3 separate regions of the Homo sapiens genome follow, and all the other regions are linked to region 1. Evidence: chromatin loops called from intact Hi-C (ENCODE). Cell type or tissue: mammary epithelial cell. All regions are shown on one strand. Each heading gives the region's core, and the rest is flanking DNA. Links, peaks and the distances in the headings are about the cores only. Region 1 overlaps LOC124900191 (a long non-coding RNA gene). Region 2 overlaps LHFPL2 (LHFPL tetraspan subfamily member 2). Region 3 overlaps LHFPL2 (LHFPL tetraspan subfamily member 2).

Region 1 (10,266 bases), core at 1,463-9,462:
ATACTAAATTGATTTATATTCACATGGTTAACCAAAGATCCCAGTGTTATATCTTAATTAATACTTACCTGCCCCACTAATTTGTAGAACCTGCTATGAGATTCATTAAACACTTTAAAATTCTGGGATCTGTTTCTAATTCACCTAACTTTATTGTTCTGTGTTTTCTTGAACGCGTGCAAGGATTACACTGATTTGATTATATATAACACATATATCACATATATATTATATATAACACATCTATCACATATATAACATATATATGTTATATATTATATATATAACATATAATGTATAATAATATCATATATAATATATATTTTATATATATTTATCACATATAATATATATTTTATATATATTTATCACATATAATATATATTTTGTATATATTTATCACATATAATATATATTTTGTATATATTTATCACATATAATATATATTTTGTATATATTTATCACATATATATTTTATATATATATATATATATATTTTTTTTTTTTTTTTTTTTAGACAAGAGTCTTGCTCTGTTGCCCAGGCTGGAGTGCAGTGGTACTCTCGGCTCACTGCAACCTCTGCCTCCTGTGTTCAAATGATTCTCTTGTCTTAGCCTCCCGGTTAGCTGGGACTACAGGCACGTAACACCACGCTGGCTAATTTTTGTATTTTTTTGGTAGAGACAGGTTTCACCATGTTGGCCAGGTTGGTCTCAAACTCCTGGCCTCAAGTGATCCACTTGCCTTGGCCTCCCAAAGTGCTGGGATTACAGGTGTGAGCCACCACACTTGGCTCCCAGTCATGATTTGATTATATTTACTTTATAATTTATAATTTAATTATATTTACTTTCAGTAGCGAACAACACCAGTGATTCCTTAATAAAGAGGTGGAAAAGAAAGAAAACCAATATTTTCTGAGCAAGACTAAGATCTTCACATGGATTATGTCACTTAATCCTCCCAATACTCATATGTAGTAGGTCATATTATTATTCCCATTTTACAGATGAGAAATAAGAGGCTCAGAGAAATTAAATAATCATTCAGGATATCAAGCTAGTAAGTGGCAGAGCTGGAATCAAACCCAGGCCTAGAATTCTGAACATTCTTCGCTCTGTTGCCCAGGCTGGCCTGAGGCCATCCTTCTGCCTTGGCCTCCCAAAGTGCTGGGCTTACAGGTGTGGGCCACCAAGCCTGTAATAAAATTTATTTAACCACCACTCCATTCACACAGTTAGTTGTTCAATCTTTCCTATTAATAAATAGTGGGATAAAGAACACCCTTATACATAGTTTATTTCACATGTGTGCAAGAGTATCTGTACATTACATTCCTAACAGTGAAATTTCTGGACCTAAGTGATGGTGCAATTATAATTTGGATAGGTGTTTTCCAAACTGCCTTCCAGAAAGTTGGATATATTCACACTTCTACTAACAATAACACAGTACCTGTCTCTGGAGCCCCTATCTGATTTTTCATCTGTGCCAGTTTAACAAGAGAAGATAGTACTTAATTATATTTTATTATATTATTATGATAGTTTTAATTTGTATTTCTTATATTTTGTATAAGGGTGATCATGGGTTATTGGTCTTTTTCTTAATGATTTGTAGGAGCTCTTTATACATTAAAGGATTTTCTCCTTTATTTCTATTTTGAACTGCACATTTTTTCCCAGTGCCTTTTCTTCTGATTCTGCTTATGCAGAGGGGTTGCCATGCAGAAATTTTTTCTTTTCATGTTCATAAAAGACAAGTTTGTCAGTCTTGTCTTTTATAGTTTCTGAGTCTTATATCTCTATACTACTAGATTACAAAAAATAAAAGTGTCCTTTGTTTCTTCTAGTAATTGTATGGTTCTTTTACAGTTTCAACTATCTAGAATTTATTTTGTTTGGATGGTTACCCAGTTGTCTCAATATAATTTTTAAAATGATAATTTTTCCCTACTGATTTGAAAGCCAGCTGACTCTATACTGAATTTTCTGTTTTATATTCAGAAATGGCATTTCTGAGGCAGGAGGATCACATCAAGCCATCCTGGGCAACAGAGTGAAAAATGTTTAGGCTGTTTCATTGTGCTTGATGACTATTTGTATTAATATATAAATACCACACAGTTTTTCTTATTATATTTTGATAATATGTTTTATTATCTGGTAAGGCTTATGCCCTGATCACTTTTCTTTTTCAAAATGGCAAGTTTGTTTATTTTTAATTTCACCGTGGTTCTGGGCCCATGCCTAAGGGGGAGACCTGGCTCTCCAACCTCGCTTATGTGTTCTTCCCCAGCCCCAGTCCTTAGGGTCAGGTTCTCTATGCCATTGTTCTCTGCACATTCAGAAGATGGTTTAGTAGAAATGTGAGCCCCTGGCCCAGCACAGTGGCTTACTCCTGCAATCCCAGCACTTTGGAAGGCTGAGGCAGGAGGATCTCTTGTGTCCAGGAGTTCAAGACCAGCCTGGGCAACATAGTGAGACCTCATCTCTACAAAAAATAAACAAAATTAGCTGCACATGGTGATGTGCACCTGTAGTCCCAATTACTTGGGAGGCTGAGGCAGGAGGATTGCTTGAACCCAGGCCATCAAGGCTGCAGTGAGCTGAGATCATACCACTGCACTCTAGCATGGGCGACAGTGCAAGACCCTGTCTCAAAAAAAAAAAAAAGAAAAAGAAAAAAAAAGGAAATCTGAGCCCCCTTTATCCATTTCCCCTCATTGGAGGCTTCCTTAAAGGCCTTTACCAATAGTGTTTCTAAGTCCTAGGGGGATCTACGCTCCCCTGGACAAGGCACAGGGCTTCTTAAAGTACGTCTCTTGTTCAGGTTCTCAGAATAAGTTCTGAGGTTTGATGTTTTTCTCCAACTAATGTCAAATAGCAGGCCTGTAATTTTCCCAAATTTAAGAGTATTTTCCCCTGGCTTCCTGGCTGGCTCAGACTTGTGAAAATATTCTCAATTTCAACTTCACTTCCTTTAACATTGTGCAAGACAGTATGTGGCAAAACCCTAGAATATAAAACGTTTCTGACATTTTCACTCAGTAACTTGCCAATTTCTCATTTGATTCTTTTTTCTTTTTATAAAGACAAATTAGAAAGCAATCACTCCATAACCTTTGGCTTTGTTATTTCTTTATCCTTTGTGCTACCCAGTCCTATTTCCCTATCTATCACTCTTCTGTATTGATTTTGGATGGTTTGGTGTTTGCCTTTGTGCTTTGCAAAGAAAGCCATTGATTTTGAATAGATCTAGAAATGTTGGGAGCTCTTGGCGATGTACCCAATCTTAGTGTTGTTACTAAAGGTATTAGACATTGCCTTGCAAGTGAGTTTATTGTCTCAGTCTATGATTATGGAAATAAAGACTGCTAACAGCTATTGGCAAAGACCTTCAGAGTTATCATCTGCCTATTCATGACAATAAGAGCTAGGAGATTGACCTGCTAAATGCCCTACTGAACCGCTGATGACAAGTATGTCTTTAATTTCAACTCTAAAAAATAGGATATGGTGTAACAGAAAGAGAACTTTGGATAGAAAATCAGGATACCTGGCTGGGTACGGTGGCTCACGCCTGTAATCCCAGTATTTTGGGAGGCTGAGGTGGGCAGATCACTTGAGGTCAGAAGTTTGAGACCAGCCTGGTCAACATGGGGAAACCCCGTCTCCACTAAAAATGCGAAAATTAGATGGGTGTGGTGGTGAGTGCCTGTAATCCCAGCTACTCGGGAGGCTGAGGCAGGAGAATTGCTTGAACCAGGGAGGTGGAGGTTGCAGTGAACCAAGATTGTACCACCGCACTCCAGCCTGGGTGACAGAGTGATACTCCATCTCAAAAAAATAGAAAAATTTTTAAAAATTAAAAAGAAAATCAGGAGACCTTAATATAGTCTTGATGTGCTCTAGCTAGGTGGAATTCCTCCCCAGGCTCTGGAGAGTAAAGCTGCTGAAGAACTCATGAACAGGAAGTTGTAGCATATAGGCCATTCAAAATTGTCTCTAGGCTGGGCGCAGTGGCTCATGCCTGTAATCCCAGCACTTTGGGAGGCTGAGGCAGGTGGATCACCTAAGGTCAGGAGTTTGAGACTAGTTTGGGCAACATGGTGAAACCCTATCTCTACTAAAAATACAAAAATTAGCTGGGCATGGTGGCATGTGCCTGTAATCCCAGCTACTTGGGAGGCTGAGGCAGGAAAATCACTTGAACCCAGGAGACGGAGGCTGCAGTGAGCCGAGATGGTGCCACTGCACTCCAGCCTGGGTGACAGAGTGAGACTCCATCTCAAAAAAATAAAGATTGTCTCTAAATGATAAGGGCCAGAGATAATGTGGGTAGCTAGGGCTATCTTATCCTTTTATCTTTCTTGATCACATATCATCCATCGGATTTTCACCCAGTCTCTGGAGTCAATCATATGACAAATTAGGTGGCCAAAGGGCAAACAGTAGAAAAAAATGAAGGAAAAAAAATGTAAGTCATCCCCAGGCTAGAGGACCATATGTTGAACAGTTGAGAGGTGCCTATAAATGTGTGGGAAGGCTGATGGGGAGGGGTCAAGTCTGCCAGCTTCCCAGCCCCAGAGACGGTGCCATGGGATGGGCATAAGGAAGCCTTTGCCCAGGACATGTCTAAGGTATCCGCTGTGGCCCACTTGAAGCCTGCCAGGCGTACCTGCCCGGCTGTGTCTTCCCTTACTTAAGGCCACTCTTGTCGGTGGCCCTGCCTCTGGTGGAGTAAGGAGGTGCTCTGCCATATAAAGCACTTTTGATTTCATGGGCTGACTATGATGGTGCTCCAAGGGAGTATACCAAAATCAGAGATGTTCCTGCTCTTTGACTCAGCAATTCCGAGGTAAAACTTGAGAGAGGGTTAATTTGAAAAATTGGGTTTTCATTTGCTTGGGCTATGGAGCAAAATGAGATATACCTTCCATGTCCCCCTGAAACCATCCATAAATTCTGCGATTCTCACAGGAAGGGATAATTTTAGTGAAACTGAGGAAGGAGCTCACCTATGTGGTAAGGGGTAAATAAATAGGAGGCTGAACAGTGAGAGCTGTGATGACACTCAGGCTTGCAAGCTGATTCACCTACCAGTCGAGCAAGACTGCCCCAGGCAAACCTTCCAAAGCAGAAGGAGAAAAATGTCTCATGAACACTCACCCATGTGACCTGAGGCTGAGTCATCCGTGGTTAATTCCGATTCATTTATGCCTTTTATCTTTCTGGATATTCAGGGAAACAAGGGTCTTTTGTCCAGCTAGAAGCCAGACATCTTTTTTGAAACCATCTTGTTCTTGAGTTGCATCTAATGGGCCATCCTCACATTGGTGAGTCACTGTGTCTCAGGCCAGCCTTCCACCCTCATCCAGCTCTTCCTCAACCAGAGTGGCCCCAACTCTTTCCTCACTGATTGCGTGCCTTCTGGGTACTGTTTGTGTGCTGGGTGTGGGTGTGGCAGGGAGCAGGCGGTCTCTCTCCTGTGGGTGAGCACATTTCCAGGCTGATGAGGAGAGACCCTGCCCACATCACACCCTAATGTACCTTACCCCACTCTCCTTATCTGTAAGATGACTCACATGTACTCTCGGTGGAGTATTTGGAATCCTGGAATCTTATAACATTCAATGCAACTTGTTACCTCCCACAATTGTTACCTCACCCAATCTTTGATTGAAAGAATAAAGCAAATGTAATATCCTGGGTATCATCTCAGTTCAGGGGAAAAACCAGTCTTCTTTAATCTGATAAAGGAGACTACCTAAATCCTACCGAGAATGGATAAGTAATACATGATTTTATATATATATATATATATAATTTATTTATTTATTTTTTGAGTCGCAGTCTCACTCTGTCGCCCAGGCTAGAGTGCAGTGGCACAATCTCAGCTCACTGCAAGCTCTGCCTCCCGGGTTCAAGCAATTCTCCTGCCTCAGCCTCTCAAGTAGCTGGAACTACAAGTGCCCACCACCATGACCAGCTAATGTTTTATATTTTTAGTAGAGATGGGGTTTCACTGTGTTATCCAGGATGGTCTCGATCTCCTGACCTCGTGATCCACCCACCTCAGCCTCCCAAAGTGCTGGGATTACAGGTGTGAGCCACCACACCCGGCCATGATGGAATATATTAACCAATAGTGAAAATAAAGGAATTACAGCTACATGAAGTAAAATGAATAAATCTTAGAAACAATGCTGAGTGAAAAAAACTCAAGTCCTGGAATCTCTCTGGATAAGAACATAGCAATTGTATAAAGATAAAATCTAGCTACGTGAATATTATAGATATTTTGGTAATTTGTAGAAAACACTGTGTGTGTGTGTGTGTGTGTGTGTGTGTGTGTATTAGTTTCCTGTCACTGCTGTAACAAATTACCACAAACTTGGTGGTTTAAAGCAACAGATTATTATATTATGCTCTCACAGTTCTGTAGGCCAGAAGTCTGAAATCCATTTCACTGGGCTAAAAATCAAGGCCTTGGCAGCACTGTGCTTCCTCCAGAGGCCCTGGGGAAGAATGTGTTCCTTGCCTCTTCCAGTTTCTTGTGGCTGCCAGCATTCCTTGGCCATATCCCTCCAGTGTCTGCTTTGTGGTCACATGGCCTTCTCTTCTGTAGTCGATCCTCCCTCTGCCTCAATTCATTAGGACACTTGTGATTGTATTTAGGGCCCAACTGGATAATCCAGGATCATCTCCCCAGCTCAAGAGCCTTAACTGAATCATATCTGCCAAGTCTTTGCCATTCACTGTAACATTTCCAGGTTCCAGGGATTAGAATGTAGGCATCTCAGGTTCATTGTTCAGCCTATCACTGTGTGTGTGTGTGTGTGTGTGTGTGTGTGTGTGCATGCGCATTTTTTTCTTGGAATGATAAATACCAAGTTTAGCAACAGTGGTGCTGGAACAGATTTGTACAGGCTTGCCACAACCGACTACACACATCTCTTCCAGCTCCGCACTCAGTTACTTTAGGTTGGTAGCTTGACATCAGTCACATGGGATTATTTACACCATGGAAGTTGACAAGAACTGCAAATCAGTGTTTTTTCCCAGAGAACTGGTTTACACTGTCAGTAGCGTGGTTACCTTCTTAGTGGGAAAGGCAGAGGGGTGGAATTAGGTTTGGTAATGCTTTAGTTTTTAAATTGGATGGTGTGTTAACAGGTGTTTGTTTTACTATTATGCTTTAAATGTACATAGGTTTTTTTGTGGGTTTTTTTTTTTTTTGAGATGGAGTCTTGCTTTGTGACCCAGGCTGGATTGCAGTGGCTCAATCTCCGCTCACTGCAACCTCTGCCTCCCAGGTTCAAGCAATTCTCCTCCCTCAGCCTCCCAAGTAGCTGGGATTACAGGCCTTCACCACCATGCCTGGCTAATTTTTTTTTTAAGTAGAGATGGGGTTTCACCATGTTGACCAGGCTGGTCTTGAACTCCTGAACTCAAGTAATCCACCTGCCTCAGCCTCCCAAAGGGCTGGGATTACAGGAGTGAGCCACCATGCCCAGCCTGTACATAAGGTTTTATATACAGACATAATACTGATTTTTTTAAGAGAAAAAATGGAAGGCAGCAGGAAGTTTCTGATCTTTCAAAAAAGAAATAAAACAATACCAAAGGCTGGTGAGAATGTGGAGACAGTGGACCTTTCATATATTGCTGGTGGGGATGTAAATGACACAGATACTCTGAAAAATAGAAAGGCAGTTTTCTTTTCATTTTGTTTCTCTTTTTTTTGAGATGGAGTCTTGCTCTGTCGCCCAGGCTGGAGTGCGGTGGCATAATCTCGGCTCACTGCAGCCTCTGCCTCCTGGGTTCAAGCCCTTCTCCTGCCTTGGCTCCCAGGTAGCTGGGACTACAGGCGCACGCCACCACACCTGGCTAATTTTTCTATTTTTAGTAGAGACGGGTTTTCCCCATGATGGCCAGGCTGGTCTTGAACTCCTGACCTAAAGTGATCTGCCTGCCTCGGCCTCCCAAAGTGCTGAACCCCCAAGCATGAGCCACCATGCCCAGCCAGGATGGCAGTTTTCTACATAGCTAAACATATTCTTACTATCCCAGCATTGCACTCCTGGAAATTTATGCCAAATAAATTAAAACTTATATCCATACAAAACCTTGACATAATGTTCACTGCAGGTTTACTTGTAGTAGCCCCAAACTGGAAACAACCAAAATGTCTTTTAATAGGAGAATGGTTAAACAAGCTATTGTGCTTAATTATTGATACATGCAAAAACTTGGATGGACCTCAAAGGCATTATGCTGAGTGAAAAAAAGCCAATCATGAAAGGTCACATATTGTATGGATTTATTTATATTGCATTCTCAAAATGATAAAATTATGAGTCACCATGCCTTATCTGAAGCAAGCTTCCCCATTATAATCTGATCATCAGTATGGGGAGCAAATACAGTGTTTCTTCCTTACCCTGACCTGCTGGACTTTCCTCATCTGCCCCTGCTTTTAAATCTCTGTCCAAAGCTGCCTTGATGCTCTTTATCATGGACACTGAGCACAGAGCAGCAGTTTAATAAGATTTCCTGACAAAAGCAGCCCACTGAATTGGATGTTTTCTCTCTCTTTCTTTTATTATTGTATTTGAATTTCCCCCTAGCCAGATGGCTGATAACAATTCTGTTTCTCTTCTTTTCCAATAAGTAAATTCCAGACTCAAGAATATCCCCTCAACAGGCCAGAAAATTCCATCTTTGATAAGCCAGTGGGTAGAGTTAATGGAGGAAGAACTTGCTGATCAGGGACTCTCAGTGTGTTAGTCTGTTTTCATGCTGCTAATAAAGACATACCCGAAACTGGTTAATTTATATGGGAAAAATGTTTAATGGACTCACATTTCCACGTGGCTGGGGAGGCCTCACAATCATGGTGGAAAGCAAGGAGGAGCAAGTCATTTCTTACATGGATGGCAGCAGGCAAAGAGAGAGCTTGTGCAGGGAAACTCCTGTTTTTAAAACCATCAGATCTCATCAGACTTATTCACTAACATGAGAACAGCATGGGAAAGACTCGCCCCTGTGATTAAATTATCTCCCACTAGGTCCTTCCCACAACACGTGGGAATTATGGGAGCTACAAGATGGGATTTGGGTGGGGACACAGAGCCAAACCATATCACTCAGTTTATAACATACAGAATCACAGCCTCTGAGCAGAGGAGACCTTGCAGCCCCATGCACTACACTGGGGCTGGTGCCTGGGACTAGGGCCATTTCAGGCTATGGCGCCTCCCCCCACCATTCTTCCCTCTGTATTTCTGCAGATTCCTGCTGGGAACCAATGCCTATTAATGAGGTTTCTACTTCTAGCCTATGAGTTAACATTCTTTTTGTAAATTAATTTTTTAATATTTTATCTAAACAAATATAAACCAAATTGTATTTAAAGGCTCATGAAGGAGGACTGCATTCCTCTACTTCACGCTTTAGTCTCATGCCTCAGAGGCAGAACTTTGAACTTCAGCTATTTCTTCTGATATTTGCCATATTTACACTGCCATTACAGACACATCAATTTTAGATGTTATCTCTTGACTTTCTAACAAATGGCAGAATGGGGATTTAGCTCTCTTTCTCTAACATCCCCACTTGCCTTGTCTCAATATAGTGTCACAACTTTTTAATTCAATTGATATTTGGCTAGGTGCGGTGGCTCATGCCTGTAATCCCAGGACTTTGGAAGGCTGAGGCTTGGGGCCAGGAGTTTGAGACTAGCCTGGCCAACATGGTGAAACCCCATCCCTACTAAACTTACAAAAATTAGCCAGGCATGGTGGCACACTCCTGTGGTTCCAGCTACTCAGGAGGCTGAGGCACGACAATTGCTTGAAACCAGGAGGTGGAGGTTGCACTGAGCTGAGATCATGCCACTGCACTGCAGCCTGGGTGACAGAGTGAGACTCTGTCTCAAAAATTTTAAAAATAAAAATAAATAAATTGATATTTAGTTTTTACATTTTATGTTCCCAGGCAAGTTAAGTAGTATAATTTCCTCCATTTTATAATTTTTTGCCTATCTGCAGTTATTATTTGCATTTCTTTTTTTCTTACTTTTACTCTTGTACATATGTGTCCCTTAGTCTTTCTAGATCCTCTCACAAAATTATAAAATTCCTCTTAAAACAATTTTCTACATGGTAGAATCTATCAGATTATCTAATCAGATTTTTTAACCTAGAGGTTACCTTTTCAGAGCCCAGAGCTCTTCTAGCCTAAGCAGGTCGTTAACACAGAG
Region 2 (10,266 bases), core at 1,382-9,381, 100 kb after region 1:
CCCTCCAAGTCCTCTGGCTTCTCTTCTTTCTGCAGCACGTTTGCAGATGGCCTAATGAGAATGCAGCCAAGGTAGAGGATTTTATCCTGTGTTCAGCCCACCCTAGAGACAGTGCGTGAGAAGCTGGAATGATTTCTTTCCCTTCTAGTGCTGTTGAATTCACTGGTGGTATAAATTTGCTACACAGACATGGTTTATAGTCTTATTAGATTTACTCGTTATTAGTTTGTTCTTAAAGAATAAAAACAGTTCCTTTTGGGGGAGGCTGCCTAACTTACAGGGACCCTTCACCATCAATATTAATTACATACAAACATGAGAATAATTCACATTGCTAGTGAGAACTTCCCCTGGACAGAGGAATTCAGTGAGTGGGCCATGTCTGTACATTCTTGGTACTGTCTGCTCTGGGACCTGCCTTCTCAACTGTGAACATGGCTGAATCATCTCAGCTTAGTAAATCTCAAGGCACACCAAATCATCCCTTCGAGAAAAGATGTTTGTTCTGTTACTTTATCCTCACAGAGAAGTCAAGGGTCCAAATATTTATCATCCTCAGTGACACCTCATTTCTCCTTTCATCACTAGGCCAAATGGTAGGAATTGTTCTACTTTATTGTGTTTTCACAGTTTTTCCTCTGAGGCTTCCCTGCCTGTTGTTACTTGATCTTTTGGACTTGAGTACCCCCAGGGCCTGCAGGGTCACTCTGATGTGGGGTTGGAGCAAATGGCACACATGCTGGTCAAGTGTTGGGCAGATTTAAATCCGATTTTCTTTTACTTTCTAGTGTTTTTGGAGTTTCAGTTAACTTTTTTTTAAACAGCTAATTTGAGTTCAGACACAGGCCAAAATAAAACATTGTCCTGGTCATCTGCTATTTATGTTCCATTGTGGAAAGTGTTTTCTCAGCCAGAACCTTTGACTTTAGTTACCAACTTCCTTCATACTATTTTGTTAGTAGTATCTCTCTGAGGACGTTAAGTATATTGTCTGCTTGTCATTTATTTCTCTGAAAGCTTTATTTATTTATTTTGAGACGGAGTTTCGCTCTTGTTGCCCAGGCTGCAGTGCAATGGCATGATCTTGGCTCACCGCAGCCTCCACCTCCCGGGTTCAAGTGATTCTCCTGTCTCAACCTCCTGAGTAGCTGGGATTACAGGGATGTGCCACCATGCCTGGCTAATTTTGTATTTTTAGTAGAGACAGGGTTTCTCCATGTTGGTCAGGCTGGTCTTGAACTCCTGACCTCAGGTTATCCACCTGCCTCAGCCTCCCAAAGTGCTGGGATTACAGGTGTGAGCCACTGCACATGGCCTCTTGCTGAAAGTTTTATGATTTGATATTTGAAACTCAGAAAGTGGAGGAATTGTCTTTTGAGCCAGGCTGTAATTTTAATTTTTTTTTTAATCACCTGTAACCCCAAACTGAAGAGCTTACTGATAAACTCTTACTTTGAAACTTTGGTGTGGCCATCTATGGGGAGAATAACATGAAATAACAGAGCTTTTGTTAGAATTGGTATCTAGTTTGCTCGCTTGACAACAATATATTTGTAAATTTTTTACTTGAAAGGCTTATCTTGAAGAACCTCATCCTGAAATTTTTAGAACTATTCAGGAACTTAGTAGGTGGAATGCTATCAACTTTAGTCTTTCAAAATAATTTTCACCATGAATAAGCTGTTGTTTGATCTCCCCGGCTTTCTTGGGAAGTAGCTCTTTCTGAAGGGTATATTGCATGTTCATTATTAATCTGAGTGAGAGGTTAGTTGCTATAAAGTTACAAGATTTTCCTGATCACTTAAAATTTTCTTGTAGTCAGAGATTTGACTCTGAATCGTCACTTCAAAAATTTGTCTTTTCAGGTACTATGTAAAGAGAACTCCAGAAACTACCAATAATTTGGGGAATAGTTTGAAAAATCTCAGATTTTAAGGGATGGGAAGCATTCAGAATGGTTGAAGCAGTTGTACATGCTGAAGGCTGTCTCCCATTGTCTGCCATTATCTGTACTAAGTCACAACTAGACAAGATCTCATGGGCTAGGCAGCAAGCCTTTATGTTTTTTATTCACTTAATTGTTGAACTGGCAAGCAGAATCTGTGTGTAGGCATGATAGTCTCTCCATTAATAATGCTCTACCTGGTAGAAGTAGGGGCTGGGTGTAGTGGCTCATGCCTGTAATCCCAGCACTTTGGGAGGCCGAGGTGGATCACCTGAGGTCAGGAGTTCGAGGCCAGCCTGGCCAACATGGTGAAACCCTGTCTCTACTAAAAAAAAAAAAAAATACAAAAAATTAGCCGGGCATGATGGCGGACACTTGTAATCCCAGCTACTTGAGAGGCTGAGGCAGGAGAACTGCTTGAACTTGGAAGGCAGAGGTTGCAGTGAGCCGAGATTGAGCCACTGCACTCCAGCCTGGGCAACAAGAGCAAAACTCTGTCCGCAACCCCCTGTGCTCCCCGCCCAAAAAAAGGGTTTATTCTTCGCTTTCAATCTTGGGAAGTTTTTATATCTAGTAATCATGGTCGTCTCTAACAAAGTACAATTTACATTAATTGAGAAAATAAAACTTTATCCATAACACTTGGGAGGGTAGGGGAATGACGCAGTGTGATAAAACAGTACGGCTGAGCCAAGCAAGGGCTGGAGATGAGTAGGACTGGCTGGGGACATAGGCAGACCAACAAGTGCAGTGAGCGCAGCACTTCCTGTGACCAGTGCTTGAATGCTAGGGATAACTGGACTTGGATTGTCTAAGAAGGCTGTTACTGAAATTACCGTATGTTCAAATTTTGTGAAGTAAATTTGAAGGTGTTGTACAGGTATAATAATGCTTCCTATGAAAACAAGATAATATATCTATACATTTTTACTTTGGAATGCTATTTGAAATATAACATGGAAGAAAATAATTCATGCAGTTATTGACCAATCAGTGGATAGACATATTCATGATTGTCATTGTTCTCATTTGAGAATACTTTGAAAAGCAGCATTCTGGAATGCCTCTAGAATGCTTTCTCTATCAGAAGGAAACATGAGATCTATTTTGTTGGAGTGAATTAAATTTTTATGCTATAAAAAGAATCCCATTGTAAGGTTGTCTTGACCCAGAAGATCCCAAACTTTCTCTGTTCTTGGTCCTCTAAGTGTCTAGTTAATTTTTTCAAAGTAAGTACTTAACAGTTTTGTTTAAGAGTTACATACAAACCACCTAATAGGTACTTCTGTTCTAACAACTTAATGGCCATTTGAAAAAGTAGTATGTATAAATTGAAAGAAAATATGCTTTTCTTTTTATAAGATTTTAGAACTTACTTTGTTCTTGAATAACCACCTTCATTTACTAGTGAGCTGTGTTTCTTTGTTGGATACCTCATGGCTTCGCAAGCCTAGGAGTCAGATTTGACATTCCCACCTTGGTTTCCTGTTCCACATTGATGTTCAAATGTGCTTGGCTTATTATCATAGTAATTGCAAAAACCAGTTTCACAAAGAGATGATGTCATCAAAAGGAATGTAATGCATTTTGTGAATTAACTTGAACTAGTAGTTTGTATAATTCCCACACTTCACCATGCTTTCCTTAAAAAACTGTAGTATCCCTTCATGCTCCTGTGAGTTTGCTGTGGCTCTCCAGATCATCTTGACACATGGGGTGGGAACCCAGGCCTTAACCTATATTTGCTATCTATGACTAAGTCAGGGTTGCCTTAAGGGGTCTTTGTATTAACTGCATTATTCAAAAGTTGGATTCCATTGTTATTTAGTTTGTGGTTGTCAAGTTTTGGTGAGCAACAAAAACATTTCTGGCTCTGCATCCTGGAAATGGATTTATAATGTTTGGGAAGAGGGGTGTGGACCCAGGTGTCTGTATTTTCTAACAAGCTTGCCCAGTGATACCAATGCATATGAAGATACTAATTCAGTGCATATGATGCACTGAATTCCATCACAAATAGCTTGAGTTCAGGGACCATGTTGTTCTTCACTTAAATTCTTTCTTATTCCTGTAACATACCATCATGCACATTTGGTAAGTGTTCATTGAATACTACTGACTTATTTGTTACTTCATTTCTCTTTCCTCCCAACTTTTCTTTTGTTCTGTATCTTAAAAAGAAAAACAAAGAAGGAAGAATTGAAGAATTGGGTCTTAGAGTTTCCTGACTTTCCAAGCTGCTTGTTCACAGTCTTCCATAATCTGCTACGTCAGTTCACCACTCTCCCACACAAACTCTTACGTCATGTTGAATCATTCTACTCTGAGACACACTTTGGTATATTTGTCTTCATTTTTTCTTGCTTCTGTCCCACACAAAGAGACCTTTAAGTTTCCTAAGTGGAAAAAACACTAGGTTTGGGAAAAAATTAGAAAAACTTGTGTTAGTTTCCTAAGTGGAAAAAACTCTGGGGTTGGGAGAAAATTGAAAAAAACTGGAAGAGACTTAGATTATCTTTTCATACAATGCCCCCATTTTAGAGCTCCCTGTGAGGAAACACAGGGAAGAGATGTGATGTCCCAGAGGCCACACAGGAAGTGCAAAGTCTAGCTGGGATTAGACTGCTGCTCTCTTGGCGCCTCGCTCGTGGGCTGTTTCCACTGCACCCCAGCCCCACCAGACCTTACTCTCCTAGGGTGGTGCTGATCATCAGTGATTTTCCTGAGTCCCACAGGTGACTGTGATATGGAAACAATGGCTGAGAACCAGGTTTAGCAATTTGCTTTGCTTACAAAATTATTGTTTGGTGTGTTAAATATTACTTTGCAGTTTAGTCAATAGTAATTGAATTTCTTTTTATGAGGTTAAATTTTTGTTTCATATGAATGTATAGACTGTGCAACATGGGCAACCTAGATCACTTAATTTTTGTTGTTTAATGGGAAGAAGGCAAAAATTTGGGAGCAGAAGAAACTGTCAATATTATTATCAAAGGAAGATTTGTATTTTCTGGATTTTTGCTTATGACTGACAACCTACCAGCATCAGAATGTGGCTTGCTGGGCTTTGGGCAGCATTTCCTTGGTAGATTGCTTTTCTGGGTTCCTAGCTGGGTTCTGGGACCATGGCGGGGAGGTGTCCTGACTTTTGGATAATTCAGACATGGCTATAGGAGACAATTTCAGACAGGCACGTGACACTTTTATCCCTAAGCAGAGTTGGAATGAATAGGTAAGAGTCACAAAGATTGCCAAGGAAGGTCAATCATTTTTACTAGGTTTCTCTTTATCACATTAGGTATGTCTTAGAAAAGGTAAGACAGACTTATGTTAAAGGAAAACTGGGCACTGTGAGACTCATGAAAAATATTCTTGGAACTTTGTGATCCCAGGGCTATTTCATTCAAATGTTCATTGATTCGTTCATGCCTGCATGCTTTACTCTTTTATCAGAAAGGTCGTCCTCTAGGCAGCTGCTTACCTTCTGTAGGATGATGTGAGCTTGTGTTTCCTGCAAGTCCAATCTTTTGGGATGAGGACCCTTTCTCCTTGCATCTTTCTTGAGAAGTTCTTGTAACTGTATATCTTTTCAATTCAATTTCCAAAATTTGTCGGGCTTTAATTGGAGACATTATAATGATATTGTGAAGGAGGAAAATAAATGTATAATTTAGATGTCATGAGGGTTGCTTATAATTTATTATAAACTTTGTCATCTTCGGTCTAGAACAGCTGCAGAGAGGGCTGCTTTTTTTAACTGATGAAAGAATGTTTTGACTTTCATATTTCATAGAATCAAGAACAAATTTAACTTAAATCCACAAATAATATTTGTAATGCTACTTAATACCATTATTGTTCATTTAAACCTCCTTTCTCTTGGACTCCCCTTTACCAGAATGCTTATAGGAAAAAATGCTGTAAGTTTTTGAGTTTCTTTTTTGTTTTTTCCTCATCAGGAATCCCCTCCAAAGAGAGGCAATTTAAGAAAGAAGGAACAGCTGGGTGCTGCAGTGGCTCACACCTATAATTTCAGCACTTTGGGAGGCAAAGGCAGGAGGATTGCTTGAGGCCAGGAGTTCAAGACAGGCCTGGTCAACATAGTGAGACCCTGCCTTTACAAAAAAAATTTTAAAAAATTAGCCACGTGTAGTGGCTTAAGCCTGTAGTCCCAGCTGTTCCGGAGGCTGAGGCGGGAGAATTGCTTGACCCCAGGAGTTCAAGGCTGCAGTAAGCAGTGGTCACGCTGCTGCACTTACCTTGGGTGACAGAGTGAGACCCTGTCTAAAAAAAGGAAAGGAAGAAAGAAGATTCTCCTAGCCTGGTCCTGAACAGCTAGAAACACTTGTCTTGCCTCCCACACTGAGACATTGTTCACCTAGGTGGAAAGGGCTTATAGATTTCTGGTGGCAGAAATCTGTCCACTCACCACATGAGGGTTGCCTTTAAGCACTGACGTGGCTTAAACTGCATTTGACCTGGTGCTTCGGATTCAAGCCAGTATGACTCATTATTTCAGATGTTTGGTTTGTGCTGTTATAGTTGAAGCAATCTGTAAGGAAAATAGAAAAGCCTGTTGTAAAAATATAGTCTGTCTCCAGGAAGGAGAATCCCCACGTCCTGACTGGAGGCGGGATGTCTGCACATGGCTTGTCTAACTTGTTATTTTACCTTAGTTCCTGGTTTGAAGCAGTCCTGAAAACTGTTCATCAGTGCATGTTGAGATGGCATAGCTGATTATTTTCACATTCTTGAGTGTGAATTCGAAACACACAGGGTACAAAGTTTGCTATCTGGTCCCTGAGAGATAGCTAGGCCAGCCAGGCTGGTCCCCAGACTCTATTCTAAGAGCAAGGAAAGAACACAGTGCTAGCACCCACTCAGAAGGCTAGCCACATCAGATGGTTTCTCTCTGAAGTTGAGATGTGACATGCAATTTATATTCTTTCTTTGGTCGTTGGCGGCTATGTCCATTCTATATGTGATTTAGTAATTAGGGACTGTTTGGCTTTCTAGAATCAAACAAAGACTATTATAAAATGTCAAGTTTTTTTACCTTCAACTTTTGCACTGTGTTTTCAAGTAAAACATTCTGCTAACTTGTAAGTTTGTCCCTTTTCTCTTTCTTGTGTCTTGGTTCTTATCCCAGGGGAACACTTAGGAAAAATTATAGAATCCCTACCCAAACAGTGTAGTGAAGGAACTGTTCATGATTTGTAGGGCTCTGGCTATGAACTGACTGCTGTGTGCCAGTTTAAGCTTATAGCCACTATTACTTTATTACAGGATTTTGATTAATTTGTTAGATGGTGGCTGTGTGTCAGCTGCTTGTTTTTAGAGCTTTCACCTGGGTGAATAATAGCTTCTATCTATTATGTATGTGCTAGAAACTTGATTTAACCCTTACAGATACATTAGACAGCGTATATTACAGATACAGTGAATAGCTAATAGTTAATTAATGTGTCCAAGGCCACACAGTTAGCTGACATCCTGCCCAAGTTGAGTCGGAGGATGTCTATACAAAGCTATGCTGCCTCTCCCCCTAAAAATAGGGGAACAGAGTTAACATGCTACATAGGGCCGAATGTCTTTAAGCCTCTCTTCTTGTCTAGTGTTACAGAAATAGCCATTGTTTTAGAGAAGCAGGATTGCATAAAGGCTAAGAGCCAGGATAACTGTCTGGCCCCCATACTTAACTAGCTCTGAAACCTTGGGCAAGCTCCTTAACCTTTTTCTATCTTGGTTTCTCTGTCAGTGCATAAAATAGTACCTGGGCTGGTGAGGCTTAAATGAGTTCCTATCTACGAGTTATTGGAAGAGTGTTCATAACAAGCAGTATGCAAGAGTTTGCTATTTTTGTGTGTGTTACCTTGAAGACGAATAGGAATGAGATATCCTCTCCATCCCCCCTCCTTCTTGCCTCATCAAGCAGGGTTCCCTGGGTCAGCTTGTGGATAGGTTTCAGAGTAGGGAAGGACTGGGGACAGTCATGCCGTCTGGTTTGTGAGTGAGGCCTTCATAGACAATTGGTCCAGCCTTGCTCCTCTAGGCTGTGTATGGAGCTCTCAGGTTCTTCCACACACACTTGGTCCTTCCAGTCTCTGGTCTGGTTACTTCTCAGGTTGCCTCTTCTCCCAAAGAGTGTATCCTTGACCACTACCAGATGTACTATAAATACATCATTGCTTGTTCAAATATTGATTTAGTACGCTCACCTGTTACCCATATGTTTCAACTAGCATGGTCACAATGGTATATCATAAACCATGACCTTCTGGAGACAGGGACCAGGTCTGTGAGGACCTTATGGAGCATTTTTTAAAAGAGCTTTTTGTCATGAAAATGATACTGTTTTTGGAGTGTGAAGGGAGAGGTGCTCGGGAGAGACAGCTGGGGCCTTTAAGTCCCCAGGCTGTCTTCCTCAATCGAAAACAAGAGGTGGAAAGATGTCACCAGGGATCTCAGGACCTTGCACTCTTGACTTTAGCTCTTCTTTTCCTTAATTCCAGGAACCTAGATGTCTTACTTGAGGGCTGTGAAATCTTTCTCCTGATTCCCATGGGGATGAGAAGTGAATCAGGAGTGTCTGATGCAGATACTGTGTCTGCTCCCCGGGAAAAGCACTCACTGTGAGCAGCAGCTGGCATCTCCTTTCGCCCCCCGTGAATGTCAGCACCCGGTAGTGTCCTGGAACTGCTGTGTAGTGACTGCTTCCAACCAGACACCGGGGACAGAGATTATGCGCGAGTTGCCAAAACCAGGCATGGGAGCACCTGTTGGCTTTTGTTTTTAATTGTGATAAAATACACATAACATAAAATGTACATTTCAAGCATACAGTTCATAGTATTGAATGTTTTCACACTGTTGTGCAACCATCACCACCAGCTCCAGAACTCTTTTATCTTGCAAAACTGAAACTCTGTACCCAAGAAACAATAACTCCTCATTCTGAATAATTTTTAAAATTCAGAAAGAGTAATCTGGATGGCCAGGAGTAATTCAGCTGATTGTGTGTGTGTGTGTGTGTATCTGAATTTTTCACTAAGTTGAAGAGTAATGTGTGTGTGTGTGTGTGTGTGTGTGTATCTGAATTTTTCACTAAGTTGAAGAGTAATGTGTGTGTGTGTGTGTGTGTGTGTGTATCTGAATTTTTCACTAAGTTGAAGAGTAATGTGTGTGTGTGTGTGTGTATCTGAATTTTTCACTAAGTTGAAGAGTAATCAGGCAGAACTTAATGTAGATGAAAGTGGAAGTGAAGAAAGCAAAAGATGCTCAAGAAGGGCCAGTCTCGTACATAATTGTGAAACTTTGGTGGAGAGAGAAGGAAAAAGCACCCTGCTTCCCGCACTGGGCAGAGAATTTATGCAGTTTGCACTGAGAAGTAGAAACCACACAGGAGACAAACCCAAATTAGCTCTTACTTTTTGTTACTCTTAGAGCGTCTTCTAGAGGAAAGAATTCCCTCAGTAGAATTTGCTGTGGATCTGCAGAGGCTACCTCTGAAATCTGAGGCATCCATCCCGCACTCCTTTGAGAGAGGTGCTCTCTGTCCTTCCTGAGCGTTTGGGAGAGAATGCCTTGCCGTGTCTGAGTACTTCTGAAGTCTTCCAGAATTTCCTGGCTGGAGTTCTGTTGCCACGCATTTGACTTCTCTTTGACCCCTCATTGTAGGTCCATGTTGCTTGTTAAAGGACTATTGTACTGCCTGTTAATTGAAGACTGTGCTCTTGAGCACTGGGAAAAGACCATCAAATGAAAATGAGTTGAAGGGAACCACGTCTTTCAGACACTCTCCAGATGGAGCAGATAGTGCCCACTTCCCAGCCCTCCTGCGCCAGCTCTGTCTCTAGGAATCAGTTCTCAGACCTGTCAACCACATGTTCATGCCAGTTGTGTGTGCCCAGAAAGAACAATAAGAAAACCTGGTGATTATATGTGCTGCCCTTTATTTTTCTCCTATCCGTGTTCTACATGTGCCTTGTGTTTGCTCTTGCTGCCTCAACTAGTAAGCTTCCTTTCTGTTTCTGCAGCCCCCATGGCACAAGGTCTCCTGGCTTCTCCTCCCCTCCTTTCCCTTGTACCAGAGTTGGTTTTAACAAAGCTAAGTGTTCCACAAGAATGTCTTATTTAATAATTGTCAGAAAGAAAGTGTTCCATAAAGGCAGGAGGGTAGACGCGACAATGTCAAGGATTACAGGACACAAAGGATCACAAACATTTTCTCAGAGTTGGCCTCGGGATTTGCTTTGAATTTTATGTTGTCATCCTCTCTTCCTACCCCCACTTTCTGCCTTGCTTTTCCCAGATGATTTCAT
Region 3 (10,266 bases), core at 962-8,961, 62 kb after region 1:
AGTGCAGAAATCCTGGCAGGACTGGGTGGTGGAGAGAGGAGAGGCCTGCAGATATTGACCCCACTTCCTGTTCATCTAGGAGAGGGAGTGCACTTTGACTGTTATGGGTCATGGCACCTTTCATTGAGGTAAGCAGTTGTGGGAACCTCAGTTTGGAGAGAGATGGCAAGGAGTAATGAGTTCAGTTGAATCCAAAACTGAACTACAAGCCCTCCAAGAAGAGATGTCCAGCAAAAAGTGGGATTTAGAGGCAGGAGGCGAGGTCTGGAGCTAGAGATGATAGAGGGAGTTCTTTTTACGGTAGTGGCAAGTGTTTGTAGGGAGGCCTCCCTCTCTTGCTTGGCGTGTTGAGGTTTACTAACTGATGCTAGGTGCAAGAGTAATTTGTGTCCTTGTAAGTGAAATTTTCTCTTTCATCCCTTTACCAGGCCTGACTGGCTTGATTGTCCATCAAGCCCTTGACTTTAGCCTCAAATGACCAGGCTTGTACTGATGTTATTTTGCAGACTTGGTGAGTTCTGCTTGTTATTTTAAACTGAGCTAGTTAAGAGGGATGTACCTGGAATGGTTGTGAATGTGTTTGATAGCTAGGATGTGTAACTGACAAAATTGATACCATACACGTGTCTGTTAAGGACTGAATATTTGTGTCCCCCAGATTCATGTATATGTTGAAGCCCTAACCCGCTATGTGATGGTATTTGGAGGCAGGACCTTTGGGAGGTAATTAGGCTTAGATGAGATACTGAGGGTGGGACCTCCATAATAAGATCAGTGTCATTATGAGAAAAGGAAGAGAGACCAGAGCTCACTCTCCAGTGTGTGAGGATGCAGCAAAAAGGCGACTGTCTGTCTGCAAGCCAGGAAGAGGGCCCTCATCAGGAACCAAATCTCCTGGCACCTTAATCTTGGACTTCCCAGCCTTCAGAACTGTGAGAAATAAATGTTTGTCATTTAAGCTACCCAATCTATGGTATTTTATTATAGCAGCTTGAGCATATATGTGTGTGTGTGTGTGTGTGTGTGTGTGTGTGTATACTGTACATTTTCTTAAATACAATAAATATATTTAAGAAAATGTAAGATGAACTTCACTTGCTGAGAATGTAAACTAGTTTTGTGTATGTCTACAAAATATTGAATACGGTTAAAAAGGTGTGTTATCTGCACATTTTCCTAAACTTTAATCAGCTAGATCAGGAGAAACACCCAACTTTGATTTTGACAGTTGGCAGGTCCAGAAAGGAGAACCTCAGTGTATTTGGATTTTTCTTCTGGGTTTGTTCTGACTTTGATTTAATAACATGTTATAATGATTAAGTGGTTTTATGGAGACTATTTTACAAATATTTTTGTCAAACTTTATTTAAGACTTCCAAGGTATTTACTTGGGGGTGAACTTTGGAAGTTCAGTCAAACTAACTTTCACAACTCTTCACCTTAAAAAAAAATAAGCAAGGAAACCTGCACCCAGTTATAGTATTTGAAAGAAGAATATTTCAGCTGGTTAATAATGAACAATGTTTAACGCTGAGGTGACATCAGCAGTAGAAACAATTCTTTCCTTGTGCCTTAAGCACAGAGCATGGTTCAACTAGACGTAACCAGGTTGTCTGGCCTTTGACTGCACAAGGGTAATAGGTGGATGATAGTAGCCCAGGTTGATGTATGGAAACTAGGGTGTTCTGACAGTTTTAAAGCTCTTCCTGTTTGTGGGACTAAGAACATTTCCCTTGTGGGCTGAATCTCTCTGGTCCTAAAAGCACACAGATTCCCAGGAACCCTTGCATTGCTAATGGGCAGCTGCACATGTGTGTGGTTCCCAGGTCTTCATCTCCAACTGCTTTGCACACCCTTCCTCTGAAACATTTCCTTCCCTGCCTTAGAGAGGGTGGCCAGGCTCTCCTACTCTCTGTACTAGGATAACTAACTCTTGTTTTCATGTCCACCAGGGATGAGGTTTATCTACCTTCTTTTTTGAGGTTACCAAATGGCCCTCAAGGGCTACTGGTGTTAATTTGCATTTCATTCATTTGTGGCATAAATGAGAGTGTGCCAAGCAGGCCCCAGTGAATGCTTGTTGAATTGCAGGCACAACCGTTACTCCTCTTACTGCTGTGGATTTAGGGTAAGTCCAGTGGGGATGATTAATCATTGTTAGTCTGTGTAACCAGCAATAACACCTCACCTCATCCTTGCCTGCTTAACAGGGTTGGAAGGACAGAGACTAAAATTTTAACTGGTTATCTTAATGGGGCTATGAGTGACTAATTTTTTTTCTTTATTTTTCTGTTTCTCAGATTTTCTACAAGTAGTATGTTACTTTTTGAAATGAGAACTAAAGAGCTGGGGAAGTATTTTGGTTTTTGTACAAAACTGGATCAGTGGTTTTGGTCACAACATCATACATTGCTTGATATCCATGGTGCATCCTTTGTAAGGCAGTTCCTGTCTTTAAACAGAACTGACGTTCCTACTCATTGTTGATATAGTTATAAATACTGGAAGGCTGCAGGAATGTAACTAGGACTGGGGGTTGCAACCCAAATCCAGAATGGGGCAGCTTCCTCTGAATGATAGGGAAGACCCCACCCCTTATAATGGGTATGTTTGGTATGTTTTCATAAACATTTTAAGTGTGATTTGAGAGGTGTTTCTGTTGTATTGATAAGAAGTACTGAAATAAACCTGATTGATAAGAAATACTGAATTAAATAAGTGCTGTACTGGCATGTTTGATTTTTTTTTTGTTTTTTAATTTCACTGTTCAGTTGAACCTTAACCAGCAGTGAGATCTTAAATATTTCTTTAGCAACAAGCTCCCCACATGCCCGGAAAATTAAGAGGGACTCTTTTTCCTCTCCTGATTCTATTGTTCAGCATTTTCTTTCTTTCCACACTGTGCTGTGTTGTCGGGGCACCTGGAGTTCAAGCTTCCTTTCTCCTGGGGCAGGCTGCAATTGGACTGAATTTCACATGTTTTCTAGTTTTAAGGCATTTAGCCAGTTGTTTAAGGAAGGCTGTAATTGCATTCACAGGAGCCTCATTCAATCTTCAGATAAGTGGTGCATGGCACACACTTATTAAGGGCAAAATAACTTCTTAAAAAATTAACTTTCTCTTGCTCATAGAGAACACATTTTCTGAATTAAAAATAACAGACTGGATAGTCTGGGAATTACAAACTTACCAGTAAGCAGTGTTTTTGTATTTGTAAATGACTAACACTTGTATATTAAATAGATACGTAAGAAAAACATGGCTCACAACTTTAAAAACAATCTAAAATCACATTTGTTTTTTTTTTAAAATGGCCAACTGTCCGTTCTTAGAAGATGATTCTACATTCTAGAGAGGTATGTCTAAACAGATACTCTTTCATTTGCTCCTTCTTACAGTGGGCCTTTCAGGGTTCTTCTGCAGTGAAAACTCATAATTACCGACTTAATTACTGACTCTGCATGGATTCATGCTGTAATTCGTAGCATAGTGTGCCGGCTTAAACTGGTGACTGTAAGTCATTTTTGATCTGAATCCTTTTGGTAAGTGGGTGTGCTTAGGTTGTCTTGACTATTTATGCATTTTGTTTGTTTGTTTGTTTGTTTGTTTTTCCCAGCTTGTGCTTAAGTGTATTGTAAAGAAAGGGCAGCATGAGAGGGAACTAAGCTGATGTGTGAAATGTTTACACTATGTTACCAAGCCAAAAAGAGCTGTAGTCAGGGACAGTATGGGTGAAGAGGCCACACTGAATAATAAGAACCCCAATGGTGGTGGTGGTGGGAAGGTGTGAGAGTTTGTGTGTACACCTGTGTGGACAGGTGGCTGGGGGGCCTCTTAGGATAGTCTGACCAGCCATGTTAGGCAAGAACCACTGCTCCTTTTGGTCTGGAAACTAGACTTCTGGTCCTAAGAGGCTTCTGGCTTTCTTAATATCCATATTGGTCAACAAAACTTGAATGTTTTAAAAAATTTTAAAAACTTAATAACTGCCATCCAATTAGATTTCCTCTAGTTTGGGATGTGTATATTTGATTTTTGAAACCTTGATCATGAGACTTTCATTTCTTCTTGTGAAATTTCAGCTTTCTCAGTTCTGGCATGTTTGGCCTGTCCAGATAGTTTTGAATTCTGACCTGGTCGTCTGTCTTGTCAGCCTTCCCTCTGGGCCACAAGTCATTCTTTGATACATGCAGCCCGTCAGCCACTCAGGTTCTTTGAGTCATTAACTGGTGCTGCTCTGTTAGCCTCCCCTTGTCATTCTCCTCCAGTCCTCTTAGTAACCAAGGGTGCGTCAGCCTTTGCAGGCGGCCGGAGGGCAGAGGGTTGGAGTCTGTGCCAAGATACAGAGGAAGCTAATCATACCCGTGACCTCGACCTCATTAACATTGTGCTGGAACCAAAGAGCCAGCATTCCATGGTATTGTTTGACTTTGGATTGTCTCTGCTGATTTACGATCACGAGGTCTATAGTCCTGCCCTCGAAGGGAGGCAGATGTTAGAGCCAGATGAGAATGTGAGACACAATCAGAACTTACTGCCTCCTTTTTTATGTTTTTTAATTTATTATTTATTATTGTTATTATTATTTGAGACGGTGTCTCGCTCTGTCACCCAGGCTGGAGTGCAGTGGTGCCATCTCGGCTCACTGCAAGCCCCGCCTCCCTGGTTACACCATTCTCCTGCCTCAGCCTCCCGAATAGCTGGGACTACAGGCGCCTGCTACCATGCCTGGCTAATTTTTTTGTATTTTTAGTAGAGGTGGGGTTTCACCATGTTAGCCAGGATGGTCTCAATCTCCTGACCTCGTGATCCACCTGCCTCGGCCTCCCAAAATGCTAGGATTACAGGTGTAAGCCACCACGCCCGGCCCTTATTGCCTCCTTTTAACTTCCTAAAAACTGGGCTTTGGGTTGTCAGCTATTCATTGGGTCCTGCTGATGGTGATCTGGCCCCAAGACAAACCAGCACTGACAAGACTTGAGTGAACAGTGTGAGGGAGGAAGGCCTCTGAGAGGCTGGTGCCCGAGTGGGGAGGCTGATGTTCCAGAGTTGTGGGTAGAAGTCCCTACCCCATCAGGAGGGCTTCTCAAGCTTGACTGTGCCCAAGAATTGGCTGGAATCCTGTTAAAATACAGACTCTGATACAGCAGGGCTGGGTAGGGCCTAGGATTCTGTATCTCTAACAAGCTCTCTCCGTGATGCTTCCCCTGCTACTCCCGTGGAGCTCACTTTGAATAGCAAGGCCTCACATTAAACTGGAGCATGAAAGAGACTATGGAATAGGCATCTGGCGGCTGAGAAATGTCAGGGCTGAACCGTGCATGCCAGGAGGGCCTGTGAGGTCTGACTTGAAGTTGGTCACCTGCTACTTAGGGCTGGCCTCTATCAGGATGAGACTGCGAGCCCTCAGCCCTGGCACTTCCATTTGGGCCTTTAATAGCTGTTGGGAGCCACTGTGCAGGGATGCCTTTAATCCTTTAGGGCAGGGAGGTTATGAGCTCTTCCAGTTGAGATATGGTAAAGGTATAGGGGAAGGCTTCCCCCCCTCCCCCCAAGCTAGTTAAAATGATTTCCTCATTACATGTTGGTTATATTCCATAAGTTTAACTAGATTAGGAAGGCTCTAACTTCCTTCCATTAAACCTGCATTTTCCCACATACCCTATAACTTCAAGGTTATGCGATTACAAAGCTTTTAAAAGGTTGCCTATTGTTTCATTTGGAGCATTATTTCTGAAACTTGCCTGACACTCTGCTAAGGTGCTAGCTAGACATATGTGACCAGACCCTACCCGGGGTTTTGGCTTCATAGGTCTGGAGTGGGTCCTGGGAATCTGTGTCTTTTAAACAAAGCTTCTAGGTGGTTCTTATGATCAGGAAGGCTCTAGAAAAACCAATTTAGAGGAGTATCAGTTTAGAAACCTGTCTGTCTGAGCTTGTGATATTGGCCATGTCTGAGGGACACCCTTGCCTGTTTATTTCTTGGCCTCCTAGATACTTGCTTGTGAAGGGCTGTCTTCTGTCCCATTGGATCCACTTCACTTTTTATCTTAATACATGCTTTTGCTTTTACAGAGAGGCTCTTATCTTGGATGGAGCCAAATCAGAGAGGCCTTTGTTAATGGTGTAAGAAGTCAGTTCTGTGAAGCCTTTATTTTTAGGAAGGTTTTACAGACACTGATTATTAAGTGCTCAAAGATACTGGACTACATAAGCTTTGGGCCTCTGTAGAGAAGTCTTTAAGAATGTCTCGATAGTGATTTTCCCACTCTTTCCTACTTTGGTTCAGACACTGGAGATAATGAGCGTTGTTAAGTAATGGATGACCAGAAATGGATGAAGAAGGGGCCCCATCCTCCACAGACCAGCTTGATTCTGATCCAGGTGAATTGGAAGGTTAAGGAGTTTGCCCTTCCACAATTGTATGAAAATTAACCTCTATTCCTAAAGATGCAGGATCCATCTCAGCCTTACCTTAGGGGCAAAGTCAGCTTATGAAACCAATGAAGTAGGAAATGGTCAGTGTGGGGGGATCAGCTGGATATAGAAGTAGCTCCTTACCCGAAAGGTGGAATTCACTTACTGTTGTACTTACAATTCTACCATTAGAGAAATTGGGTGAAGTGTTTCCCTTTAAGCCTCTTATTAGACGTGTAAGCACACAGAGGACAGGCAATGCATTTGTGATTTATACGTTAACAGGAATAACTTAATAGAATGCTTCTCAGGATCAGAGTATGCAAGAGTGGATTCTGATAGGGTGGAGTGTGGGGCACTCTTCAAGGAGGGCAGAGCAGGAGGCAGGGCCACAGACGGCAGCCTCAGGCACCAGGTGTCCAGGCAGCTCAAGAAGAGCACAGGATGCCTGGGAGGGCACTAGGCAGAACTTGTTCCCATTCATTTAATTGGTGTTTGTGTGCGCGTGTGTGTGTGTGTGTGTGTCTGTGTGTGTGATGGGAACTTTAATATAATTTACGATGCATTTGGCACACTTCTAATGTGGCCATTTCACATACTAGTTGTAATGAAAAGCCAGGTGATCTATATATGAAAACTAAGACTAAACACCATAATTGTACCTAGGATTGTTTTGGTTGGTTGGTTGTTTTTTGTTGTTGTTTGTTTGTTTGTTTGTTTTTGAGACGGAGTCTCGCTCTGTCACCCAGGCTGGAGTGCAGTGGCGCGATCTCGGCTCACTGCAAGCTCTGCCTCCCGGGTTCACACCATTCTCCTGCCTCAGCCTCCCAAGTAGCTGGGACTACAGGCGCCCACCACCACACCCGGCTAATTTTTTGTATTTTTTAGTAGAGACGGGGTTTCACCGTGTTAGCCAGGATGGTCTCGATCTCCTGACCTCGTGGTCCGCCCGCCTGGGCCTCCCAAAGTGCTGGAATTACAGGCGTAAGCCACTGTGCCTGGCCGGTTTTGTTTTTTAAAGTCAGTTTGGTTGTGAGAGAGAAGCTAAATCCAAGACTTGGAAAATGATCCATTTTCTGTACCTGCTTAGCAGGTGAGCTTGGCCAGCGGCAGAAACCATCCCTTTTCCCTGGGGGAAGAGGGGGCGGTGGGAGTGTTGGGGGCGTCTTTCCCAGAGGACTTGAAGAGAAGGGCTTGACTCTCCTGAGATTGCATGCCACCTAGGTAATGTGCATTAGTGCATGCTTTCTCTGTCGTATCTGAAAAGAGTCATTACATTTGCAGAGTTCTCAGCCTCTGGCTGGCAAAAAGAAACTGAACTTGGGCATTCTGCTGCCAAAGCCAAAGCTTGTGTAAGTGGTGGAGTATGTTTTGAGAACAGAGTGGGGATGGGTTGGGAGATTCTCTTGTCTCTGCTGTCGGAGTAAACCAGAACCGACAGAGGACTTACACAGAAGCACTCCCGAGGGACCAGAACTCTGGGAATGTCTGTGAAGAACTGACCCACTCCACGGCTCACAGCCATTTCCCGACTCTTCTTCCCCTGGTGTCCCTAGATTGGGCTTAGTGCCCCACATTCTAAGATTCATAAGATGTTCCTCCATGTTCTTGAAATGAAACACACAAAAAATGATTCCATTCTTATCACAAATAAAATGTCTTTGTCCTCAAGGGGGCATGGTACTCAGGAAAGATGGGAACACAGCCTGTGAAAGGCAGAAATTGATAAGAACTGTCTGTTCTGCCTCCCTGACCTTCCTTTGCTGTTAGCTTGCTCTGCGGCCTTGGGCAAATCATTTTGCCTCTTTGGATTGGAAAGGGTGAGGGGATGGAATGCAGGCCTGAAACTCTTATTCCAGGTGAGTCCATATGGCTATGTATTCAGTCATTTATTCAACACATGCTTATTACACCCCTTGGAAAGCTCACAGTCTAGTGGGGAGAGACAGGTGGAAGAGCCATGATCGTTGAGGGCTAGCAGGTGTGGCGGTGTGTTTGGCCATGGAAGGCCTTTGGAGGCGTGGGACCATAGGCACAGGGGCAGGTGGGGAAGCCAGAGAGCTGCAGCATGCAAACACAGTGTGCTGCCCAAACCTGGGGTGGCAGTTGGGTTTTCTGCAGCACTACTTGAGGTGCACTGAGAATACAGTGTCCTCACTGCCCCCATACCACGCATGACTTCCTGTGAGTTCCTGCAGCACAGCCACCCTCACGGTGGCATTGGTGTTGGGGGCAGGCCCTGGGAACTGAGTGGAGCATCATCTCCCTTCATGACCTGAGTGCTATTTTGATGCTTTGGCCTCCCCACCGCCCCCTAACCCCTTTTGTAAAGAAAGCAAGAGCTATAAAAACACAAACAAGAATGTGAGAACTTGTCTGCTGTTTACAGAAATATGCTTTTTTTGGGGGGAGGGGTAATCTTTTTTCTTTTGGTAAGGAGAAGATAGATATTCAAAGAAAGAGGCAGATAAACTGGGCTCTTCTGAATCCTGAATTACTTTATGGCTCCTGGGCCTTGGTGTCTTTGTAACCACAGAGTTCATTTCACTCTCCAGGAAGAAACTTGACCCTCTAATAAAACCACATGGAGCCTTCCAGGGCGACCTCACTGTTTCATTTATGGAGTGGTCAGATTCTGTATCTAGGTGGGAGGAGAAATGTCTAAAAGGAGAAGCATGCATTCTCTTTCCTTGAAGCTCGAGTTCCCTTTGCCTGTCCTAAAACAGATGAGGGCCCAGGAGAAGAGGAAGGGCCTTGCCTGCACTCCCATCTCCACCTCCCTACCCTGAAGGTGGCTCAGTCCCCTACCCCATTGGTCCACAGGACTAGGAATGGTGCCATGCGTAAAAACCAGCTTTGTGTATTTTTTACAACAGAAATGGGCTTCAAAGCACTATGGAGTGTGAGGCCTTGAGCACAGAATTGCTGCTGGGTTAGCAGGCTGGGCCATCTCTGTACTCTGTCCCCCAGGACTTGCCCTTAGCAAGCATCACCGTCACCCAGAGGACTTGTGAAAACACTGAATGTGGGTCCCACCCCAGAGATTCTGAGTCCCTAGGTCTGGGATGGTGGAGACTTTGTGTTTCTGACACGTTCCCAGGTGATGCTGCTGCACTACACGGTGCCACCCAGGCATTTGGTGGGGGTGTGTTGAGGCAGGCAGACTCTGCCCCTGAGGCAGTGGCACTGAGCTGGTGTCTGCCTGGCAGGAACCACCTCATGCTGGAGGAACCTGGGCTTCAGAAGCAGTGGTTCACTGGAGATGCTGGAGGGAGCTCAGCTTCACTTCTGACCATGAGGGTTGTCTTTCTGTCCTCTCACAACCGACCAGGATGTGGCATTTGGGGCAGCTAAGATGGGGTGTCGTTGCCTCCTTCCAGTTTATTCTCCTCTCTGGTGTTGCTGAAAGCTGTCTGAACCATCACAGTCTCCTCTCCTGTGTCAGAGCTTGCATTAGCCTTAAGGTCCAGTCGAAACTCTCCTAAAGCAGCTGCAAGAAGGCCTCTTGTGACCTGAAATGCTTCAGTGGGCACCAACTTCTTTCTTTTGTGAACTGTGTCCTTGCTTCCAGGACCCCCCCGTCTTGCTGTTCCTTTTGCCTGGCATGCTCTTTGCTTGCCCTCTAGTTTGGCCACCTCCTCATTTTAGCCCTCACTTGCTCTGAGGAGCTTCCTTTGATGCCTCTGAAATCAGCTGGTGCCTCTGCAAAGGCTCATATATACCCTTGTATTTTCCTCCCTTCAGCTCCTATCAGCTGCATCAAAGTCGTGAATGCGACCTATTTATTTTTCTTTGTGGACTGTAAGCTCCCTGAGGGCAGGGAACCCATCACATGTTTATGCAGGCATT

What was found. Hi-C counts contacts between places; a loop is a spot of excess contacts. Peaks named below come from ENCODE experiments on the same cell type or tissue, not always from the same donor. Only the 100,000 strongest peaks of a DNase experiment are listed, where the experiment ranks them.
Region 2: it touches region 1 in a loop (2.6-fold over the local background); 2 of 110 quality-filtered maps call a loop at or near these places.
Region 3: a loop joins it to region 1, with 9 times the contacts of the local background. A loop is called at or near these places in 2 of 110 quality-filtered maps.

What each region holds. Positions count from the first base shown.
Region 1 is chr5:78,694,934-78,705,199 of GRCh38, reverse strand. All of the region lies in intron 4 of LOC124900191 (a long non-coding RNA gene), which reads left to right. Among named protein-coding and RNA genes, the nearest start is that of LHFPL2, 51 kb to the right of the region's middle. RefSeq lists a cis regulatory region at 5,185-5,195 and enhancers at 5,118-5,262, 4,594-5,793. In mammary epithelial cell, for the core only: no CTCF peak of the experiment used is centred there; DNase peaks (open chromatin) are centred at 5,319 and 6,679; H3K4me3 peaks cover 241 bases; H3K27ac peaks cover 3,693 bases.
Region 2 is chr5:78,591,497-78,601,762 of GRCh38, reverse strand. All of the region lies in intron 2 of LHFPL2 (LHFPL tetraspan subfamily member 2), which reads left to right. Among named protein-coding and RNA genes, the nearest start is that of LHFPL2, 52 kb to the left of the region's middle. RefSeq lists a silencer at 4,393-4,597 and an enhancer at 4,443-4,737. In mammary epithelial cell, for the core only: a CTCF peak has its summit at 6,352; DNase peaks (open chromatin) are centred at 3,492, 4,232 and 6,462; H3K27ac peaks cover 5,125 bases.
Region 3 is chr5:78,632,676-78,642,941 of GRCh38, reverse strand. The region is part of intron 1 of LHFPL2 (LHFPL tetraspan subfamily member 2); the gene reads left to right. Among named protein-coding and RNA genes, the nearest start is that of LHFPL2, 11 kb to the left of the region's middle. RefSeq lists enhancers at 9,095-9,594, 9,595-10,096. In mammary epithelial cell, for the core only: no CTCF peak of the experiment used is centred there; DNase peaks (open chromatin) are centred at 2,141 and 4,291; H3K27ac peaks cover 3,776 bases.